Regions from separate parts of the Mus musculus genome. Here region 2 is linked to region 1. Evidence: chromatin loops called from intact Hi-C (ENCODE). Cell type or tissue: heart. All regions are shown on one strand. Links, peaks and the distances in the headings refer to the core of each region. The heading gives the core; the rest is flanking DNA.

Region 1 (4,386 bases), core at 172-4,171:
CCTCACCTCAGCCTCACCTCAGCCTCAGCCTCAGCCTCAGCCTCACCTCAGCCTCACCTCAGCCTCAGCCTCAGCCTCACCTCAGCCTCACCTCAGCCTCACCTCAGCCTCACCTCAGCCTCACCTCAGCCTCACCTCAGCCTCAGCCTCAGCCTCAGCCTCACCTCAGCCTCACCTCAGCCTCAGCCTCAGCCTCACCTCAGCCTCAGCCTCAGCCTCACCTCAGCCTCACCTCAGCCTCACCTCAGCCTCAGCCTCACCTCAGCACCAGCCTCAGCCTCACCTCAGCCTCAGCCTCACCTCAGCCTCACCTCAGCCTCACCTCAGCCTCACCTCAGCCTCACCTCAGCCTCAGCCTCACCTCAGCACCAGCCTCAGCCTCACCTCAGCCTCACCTCAGCCTCACCTCAGCCTCACCTCAGCCTCACCTCAGCCTCACCTCAGCCTCAGCCTCACCTCAGCCTCACCTCAGCCTCAGCCTCAGCCTCACCTCAGCCTCAGCCTCACCTCAGCCTCAGCCTCACCTCAGCCTCACCTCAGCCTCACCTCAGCCTCACCTCAGCCTCACCTCAGCCTCAGCCTCACCTCAGCCTCACCTCAGCCTCAGCCTCACCTCAGCCTCACCTCAGCCTCAGCCTCACCTCAGCCTCAGCCTCAGCCTCAGCCTCACCTCAGCCTCACCTCAGCCTCAGCCTCACCTCAGCCTCAGCCTCAGCCTCAGCCTCAGCCTCACCTCAGCCTCACCTCAGCCTCACCTCAGCCTCAGCCTCAGCCTCAGCCTCAGCCTCACCTCAGCCTCACCTCAGCCTCAGCCTCAGCCTCAGCCTCAGCCTCACCTCAGCCTCAGCCTCACTTCAGCCTCAGCCTCAGCCTCACCTCAGCACCAGATTAGGACAGCCTCGTTCACTAAGAAGCTACTGGTTTGTTTCTCATTTAGGCTTTATCCCTACCTGGCCTGGGATTTGCTATGTACACCAGGCTGGCTTCAGATTCAGAGATTTCTGCCTCCTTTGTATTGGACTTACTGGTGTGACACCATGCTCGGTAAAATGCAAGATAATATATCTTAAAATTCAGTGGAAGCTCAAACAGCAATCATGAGGGGGAAAAATAATGCTGGAGGTAACACCACACTGATTTCCAGTTATATTACAGAGATATGGTAACAAAGTCAGCATGGTACTGACACAAACACACATGTTGATTGGTGAAACCAAATAGAAGATCAATATATGAACCCATGAAGCTTCAGCCACCTGAGTTTTGAAAAAAAAAAACAAAATAAAACAAACAAACAAACAGGAGAGATGGCTCAGCAGTCCTGATGAGATGCTCTTCCAAGGTCCTGAGTTCAAATCCCAGCAATCACATGGGATCTGACGCCCTCTTCTGGCGTGTCTGAAGACAGCTACAGTGTACTTAAATAATAAATAATAAATCTTTAAAACAAAAAAAAAATAAACATTCCAAAAAGTAGATGTTGTAGGAAAGCTGGCTTCTTTAACAATGGTGCCAGAAAAACTGGATATTTACATGTTGAAGAAAGAATGAATCTAGATTATCTTTTGCCCTTGGTAAAAATAACTTTGGATGGATGAAGGACTTTGAGACTAAAAGACTGAAACTATAGTTTCCAGAAACAAACTATATTGAGATTCAGGCACAGCACGGGCAAGGGCTTTCTAAACAGAACACTAGGTCCTCCAAAAATACAGCCAATGATGGACAGATGAGGCCCCATAGATTTTACACTCCACAGGAAACATTACTGCATGGGGGCAGCGTGTGGAGCGAGAGGAAGTGTTTGCCAGGTTTGTGTCTCAGAGAAGACCGATATCTATACAGACAACACAGTGGGCGGGGCTCAGTCGAAAAGTAGATTAAGGGGAGCCAGGGAGGTGGCTCAGTGGGTAAGAGTACACGGCTACACAAGCATGAAGCCCTGGGTTCAAAGTCCCCAGAAGGAAATAGAACCTGGCTGTCAGCAAATGATGAATACTTATGTATATCCCTAGCCTGCTGTTTCACCTAACCCTCCCGTCTGTGCTGTAGCTGGCTCCACTCCCAGCCTGGCCACATGAACAAAAAAAATCTCCTTTCTCTGCTCTCACTATTTGTCTTCTCACTAAGTGGCGCCTAAGTTCAAGCGGCAGAGCCAAGCTTGTTAGCACTGCCAACACCCCGCCTCTCACCTGAACAACTGGAAACAAATACTCTTTATTCTCCTGTCATTTCCCTTCCCATCTTCCTATACCCTCACCCGCAAATGAAACTTCCAAGAAACCTTTCTTTTGTGCCTACACACAAGCTATGGCCTCCCTCTGAGACAGCACAGACTGGAGGCCACAGCAACTGCCAAAACCGGTACTACCACCTGGGGGCAGCCTTGCCAGCTGCCCAGCCCTGCTTCTGGCCACCGAGCTAAAGCTAGCCTGTTCACACACATCGCCTATAGGGCTCTGCGGTACTGTCTCTCCTCTGTGACCAGAAGGCACCTTCGGTGTTGTACCCCTAGTCAGGAAAACTCTGTGAAGGAGATTGTCTCCACGCATTTCCTTTCTGTTAGAGCCTCCTCTGTGTTGGTGAAACCCCTGCCCATACAGTGGCTCCTGTCTCCATCAATACTTTCATTTAAGAAACACTTGGAGAGGCAGGGGGATCTCTGTGAGATCAAGATCATCCTGGTCTACAGAGCGAGTTCCAGGATAACACCCAGGGCTGCACAGAGAAACCCTGTCTCAAAATGGAAACAGGAAAACAAAGGAAAACAAAACAAACAAACAAACAAACCCAGGTGGCCCAAGGAATACTTGGTGTCCACCTGCTTTGCACTGAATTAAAATGTTCAGGTGACTTTAGCGGATTAGGTAATGAAACAAGTATGTCTGCTCCTAGGAGTGGCCAGTAGCTACAACGCAGCCCTACTATAAACCCTGGGTCCTGTGAGACACAGTAGAACCCAAGATTGGACATGTGTGTTTGCAGCGATCATGGTGAGTCAGCCACGTGGAGTCAGCTGCCAGACTGACTGTGGGCACACCTTACTACAGGAACCACAAAGTTCATCAGGGACCCGGCATGCTGTTAGTATAAGGGGGGGCAGGAAGCTGACCAAGACTCTAATGCCTTTCTTCTCTTGTGCTTCCTCTAGTGAGAATCCTGGTCAAGATAAGAAGAGTGCCCAGGGACCTGAGTGCAGGGGGACGTCAGAGTCGCAAGGCTGCACTTGACTGTGGTCTTCAGCTGACTAGATAAGGTGGTTTAACTGCCACAATCACCACTGTGGCTATTATAAGGCCACTGACTTACTCTGTTCCCTGGACATCTCTGCTGTCACTAGTTGATTTTGGTACCAGCTCTTTGGTGGCTCTATGGGGAAGGAGGGATGGGAAGAGGCGGGTGTGAAGTAGTTACTGACCTGCAGGACTCGGGCCCCTGCAGTGGGATGCACTTTCTTCTGCACTGGGGTGGGGTTTCCAGAAGAGTCCCGTGCTGCGCTCCAGATGAGGGCCACAGTGACAAGCACAGCTCCTAGACTGTGGCTGGGGAGAGAAGCAGGGTGCTGCCCACCTTAGGACGCATCCTGGTGGAAGAGCTAACAGAGCCGGCTGAGCCCCTTGGTGTGACAGCTGATGTGGGAACGGCGGGAAGACAGCCTCAGGGGAAGCCAGGTGTACACGCCTGCCTTCTGCTAGGTGCCACACAGCTCTGCATGGAAGGCTGGGGAATCAGACTTCAGAGAGATAAATACAGGGCAGCACATGTTGCACAGACCAGTGCTCTCCGCCATTGCCCAAAGAGGGTCACCTCAATGTCCTAGAGCAGGGAGAAATGGAATTGCAAAATGGCCAGAGAAGCTTGCAGTCCATAGTGTCCTGAATACCATCTTATCTTCTGGAAGTAGCGTCTGGTTGGAGTGGCCACATGGACATGTCTCCTGAAGAAGGGCCCTGGAAAGAGAGTTGGAGCAGTGGCAGCCTCTGGGTGACATGAGGCTACAGCAAGTAAGATCCACGAAACAAGTTGTGCTTGTTTCTCAGGAAAGAACAGCATTTCCCTAAGCCTATTGTACTGGAGGGTTGATATGAGCTTGCTGGGAACCTATAATGGAGCAAGACCAGAAATTAGTGTTCTACAGTGCCAGTGAGGGAGACGCCCAGAGGTCCAGAATGGTGGAAGGGCTCTTCTGTGGGTTCTCACTTCCTTGGGAAACAGCAAGCTGTATGCTCACCATGTGGAGTTAGAGGCCTGAGGAGAGATGATAGGAAGGAGTCACCAGGAAGGAGGACTTGTGGCTCACCCAGGTTCATGCTCACGCTTCTCAGAAACCCAGCAGCAGTCTGCTGAGGCCCTCTCCAGGCCCCAGAGTAGGTCAGGCACAGAACT
Region 2 (4,386 bases), core at 194-4,193, 81 kb after region 1:
CCATCCAAGTACAAAAGATAGAATAAGGAGATGTGGCCTTGTTGGAGCAGGCATGATGCTGGGGGAATGCTTTGAAGTTTGAAAAGCTCACTCCTTCCTGGTTAGCTTTTTCCTCTTTGTTTCTGGCTTGTATTTCAAGATCTGAGCTCTTATCTACTACTCCAGCACCATGCCTACTTGCCTGCCTGCTGCCATGCTCCCTGCCATGATGATCATGAGTGGACTCTTAACCATCTGAAACTGTAAGCCCCAGATTAAATGCTTTCTTTTACAAGTTGCCTTGGTCATGGCGTCTTATCACCGCAGTAGAAAAGTAAGCAGACATCCCTACCCCCTTTTCCCTCTTTTTTTTTCTATGTGAAGATGGAGCTCACGGTGCCATGCTCACTGCCCATGCTGGACTGCCACTGACCTCATCCCAGGGCTTTTAAGGATTTGCATAGAAAAAACAGGAGACTTAAGAGAGACGATGTAATAATGGTTGATACATTTTAACTTTTAAACTTTAAATATTTTACATTAAATATTGTTTCATAATGAGAGGCTTATATTCTACTAAGGAAAAATAATGTAGAGCCCAGGATATTAACAGAATTGGGTATCTAGAGAGAAGCAGCCTGTTAGAGATAGAGTCGGGGAAGCACTCGTAGGTCATCCCTTGCCGCTTCTTCAGTCTCAGGCCAGCCAGAGGCTGGTTTGATCTTTCTGTCTGAGGGCAGCCATGCATACCTACTGTCCTACTGTTTGGCTTCATCTTGTCCTCATATAGATGGAGTGAGAATGGGGTGGGCCTAGGAAGTCATATTGACTCTGGTGTCACCTCACTTCGTTTAGTCACTCTTCTTTGTGGGTGGAAAGAAATGACCTGAAAATTGTTTAGATCATTCTGTGTAAAGCTAGAATGTTCCTCCCATCTTCATTCTCCTATTTATACTTTCAACCATGCTTTGAGATCTTTTGCACACCAGGACCTGTGCTAGGTGCTTTGTACCCTGAGGCACTGGCCTGAAGGTTAACAGCTTCGGGATCTACAGGCCAGTGCACAGACAGGTGTGTGGTAGAAGACTGCGTGCGGTAGGTTTCCCCTGCACACTAACAGGAGGTTCCCAGGCTGGGGAAGGCAAGCCTGGACCTTAGGAAGCGTTGCTTCTCTGGGTACCCTGAGAGATTCAGGCAGCGCTGAGGATCGGGAAGCAGGAATGGCTGACTCAGGGCTATGTAAAGAGTGCCTGTAAAGGACAAAACCTATTCATAATGGCAAGAAAATAGAAGGTATGCTTCACCAGAAACAAGAACAGATGTGACTTCTGATGTTACTCCCCCCAGGCCTTCCAACACTGAGCTCAGTGCCGGCAAACCACCAAGTTGTATCTTGGCTGCTGCTAATGAGCTCATGGCATACTTCCTTTGCTTTCAGAAGTGACTGGAGAGGCCCGTCCTTATGGGAAGGAAACTGTGGATCTGCGGCAGGGGCGAGCCAGAGGAGGTGACCCCACACACTTCCACACAGTGAACGTGGCTCAGCCTGTACGCTTCAGCAGTAAGTTGCAGACCTGCCCTAAGGCAATGCCCACTAAAGTGTTTGTTAGCCCACCTTGAGTTTGCTGCCTCACTCAGCTCTGGAAGATGCTAAGAGGACACGAATGAGGCTGCGCGTTGGCCTGCCAAGGGTATCCAGCTCCCAAGTGGTAAAGGAGACTTGGTGCCCACGTTAGCCACCCTGCAGGTTCCCAACACACCTCACAGCTTCTACCCTTGCATGGAGCTGTAGTTGTTGGTCTAAGCAGATGTGAGAAACTTGCATTAAACGCTGCCCCATCCCTACCCTCAGAAGTGTGTCCTGTGTATACTGAGCCGTACTGTCTCTTCCAGGAGGCTCCTAGTCCCCGTGCATTCAACTGTGTTTACCTAAGGCATGAACAGTGAGTGCGTAGTGCTATCCAGCTTGCCATCCTCACATACAGTATTGTGTCAACATGCCTCTGATGTGGTCCTGTGTCTTTGTTAATAAGTCAGTCACACATACTTCAAACCTAAACATGAGGATTGGGTTGGTGAGATGGCTGTTCCAGGAACCTTGGGTTTGATTACAAGCATCCACATGGTACCTCACAACCATCTGTAACTTCTAACTCCAGGACCAGGGGTCTGGCACCCTCTTCTGGCCTCTGCAGGCATGGCATACACATGGTATACAGATCCATGTAGGTAAAACACCCACATTCATAAGATGTAAATAAAAAAACACAAGCCCTAGTTCTCCAAGGTGATTCTGAAGTGTAACTGTTGTTGACACAGCACATGTAATTGCACTTCTGAAATCATGATCCTAATTTGGGGGACAACTCCCCTTCCGTTCTTCATGCTTCCTAGGGAAATGCCCAAGTGGGTGGCACCACTATGAAGGCACAGCCAGCTGCTACCGGGTCTACCTCAGTGGAGAGAACTACTGGGATGCTGCACAGACCTGTCAGCGTGTGAATGGCTCACTTGCTACCTTCTCCACTGACCAGGAGCTGCGCTTCGTCCTAGCCCAGGAATGGGACCAGCCAGAGCGGAGCTTCGGCTGGAAAGACCAGCGCAAGTGAGTCCTGGGGTTCAGAGTCTATTCACTGCTGAGCACTCACTGGCAGACCACACTTGAGGAAGGCAGTCCCCATCAGTAGGAACAGGTAGAGTTTGGCATCAAGATGGAAGTTGGGGACTTATGAAAGGAGGAGGACAGGGCCCTGTTGATTTCCCTGTGAATACAGCCACACTTGGTGGCTGTGGCTAGAGTATGCTAGCCTGCATCGTAAGGGGCCGCTCCATGTGGGGCTCTGGGCATAAGAAGGGCACACAGGCAGGTGGGAGTGCCTTCTGAGAAAGGGAGGACTCTCACCTCTGCTTCCCTTTCAGAAACCTTAGGCTTCCAAGTGCATGTGGATAGCACACTGATAGGCTCAGGGCATTGGCAGGCATATCTCAGGCCACCTGCCCAGAGCCTGCCTTCTGAGCTCTAGGCCCTGCTCATCTAGAGGAGACAGAAAAGTGGAAGCCAACTTAAAGGCTCAGTATTTGAGGGGCTCGTGTTTAGGGAAGAGGAATGTTCCAGAGTCCTCACTGTGCTCCTTCCGAAAGCTGTACCATGTGCTCTCTCCATGCTGGAGGGGTGGAAGCTTGAAAGGGTAGCCAGGTGTCTCCCCTTCTCTAGAAGGAAGCACAGTCCTTTGGGTCCAAACAATGGTGAGTGTTCACTGCCAGGCACCTGCTGCCTCCTGACAGTGGCATAGCTGTCATTCTGACCATGGTGTCAGAATAACAGGATCATGGTGACCTAAGAGGCAAGTGGCCAGAGGGCCATTTCAAGATAAACTTCAGTTATGTCATGTATGGCAAACCAGCTCCTTATGGGGCTGAGCCAGTAGAGTTAAAAGCTCAATTCTAGTGTACCCCCGAAGGGAGAACTCGTTGTGGTGCGGGAGTAGAGTACTTGCTTTGCAAACTTGAACCCCTGGGACCAGGAAAAGGCAAACGTCCTCAGTCCTCTAAATTACGTACATGTGTACACATGAGGTCATCAGTGGCTGTTTACCTAGGTACTAAGGCTTTTCCTTATGTCTTCTGCAGGCTCTGGGTTGGTTATCAGTATGTCATTACTGGCCGGAACCATTCCTTAGAAGGTCGCTGGGAAGTGGCATTCAAAGGTAAGTATTGTGGGTGTTAAGTTTAAAACAGGGAACTGCCCTGATTCAGAAGATACTGTTGGAGTCTCCCTGCCTCCTTTCACCTAGTGGGACAAGGCACATGGAAGTGGGGAGGAGTTACAGAGAAGGCCCCCTGGGCCAGCATGCTGCCTTGTGGTCAGGTCCTGTGTTTCCGGGGCCTTCTCTAGAGCTGCAGCAGCCTCTAACTTTTGGTAGTCCTCCAGCCCTGTGATTGGTGTCCTATTGACACTAGGACCTCCTGGAGGACTGTTTGTGACAATCTGCTAAAGTCTTGGCATGTCTGGCCTCACCTTTAGTCTCCCTTACAGGCTCCCCAGAAGTGTTCCTGCCCCCAGATCCCATCTTCGCCTCTGCCATGTCTGAGAATGACAACGTGTTCTGCGCCCAGCTCCAGTGTTTCCACTTTCCTACCCTGAGGCACCATGACCTCCACAGCTGGCACGCCGAGAGCTGCTCTGAGAAGTCTTCGTTTCTGTGTAAAAGAAGTGAGTCAGCCTCCAGTAGGCGCCAACCTCATGGTGCTTTGAAGCACCCACCTTACCTCTAGCTCTGTGGCCCAGGCAGCCATAGAGGAGTTCTTGACCCCTGGTTCCCTTTCCCCTGCTAGGGGAAATTCTTGCTTTATGGCTTCAGTGTTTTCAAGACATTGAGTGAGAACAATGACCTGGGGACTTGAAAA

What was found. Hi-C counts contacts between places; a loop is a spot of excess contacts. Peaks named below come from ENCODE experiments on the same cell type or tissue, not always from the same donor. Only the 100,000 strongest peaks of a DNase experiment are listed, where the experiment ranks them.
Region 2: a loop joins it to region 1, with 12 times the contacts of the local background. A loop is called at or near these places in 2 of 42 quality-filtered maps.

The regions. Positions count from the first base shown.
Region 1 is chr16:17,937,041-17,941,426 of GRCm38, reverse strand. Gm41427 (a long non-coding RNA gene) reads right to left here. Exons shown (of 4, transcript XR_875938.1): 1 at 4,232-4,386; 2 at 3,419-3,950. Among named protein-coding and RNA genes, the nearest start is that of Gm41427, 3.1 kb to the right of the region's middle. In heart, for the core only: a CTCF peak has its summit at 2,373 (motif pointing right); no DNase peak of the experiment used is centred there; H3K27ac peaks cover 257 bases; H3K27me3 peaks cover 1,149 bases.
Region 2 is chr16:17,856,558-17,860,943 of GRCm38, reverse strand. Dgcr2 (DiGeorge syndrome critical region gene 2) reads left to right here. Exons shown (of 10, transcript NM_010048.3): 3 at 1,418-1,540; 4 at 2,365-2,584; 5 at 3,610-3,686; 6 at 4,016-4,192. Among named protein-coding and RNA genes, the nearest start is that of Car15, 21 kb to the right of the region's middle. In heart, for the core only: a CTCF peak has its summit at 2,175 (motif pointing left); no DNase peak of the experiment used is centred there.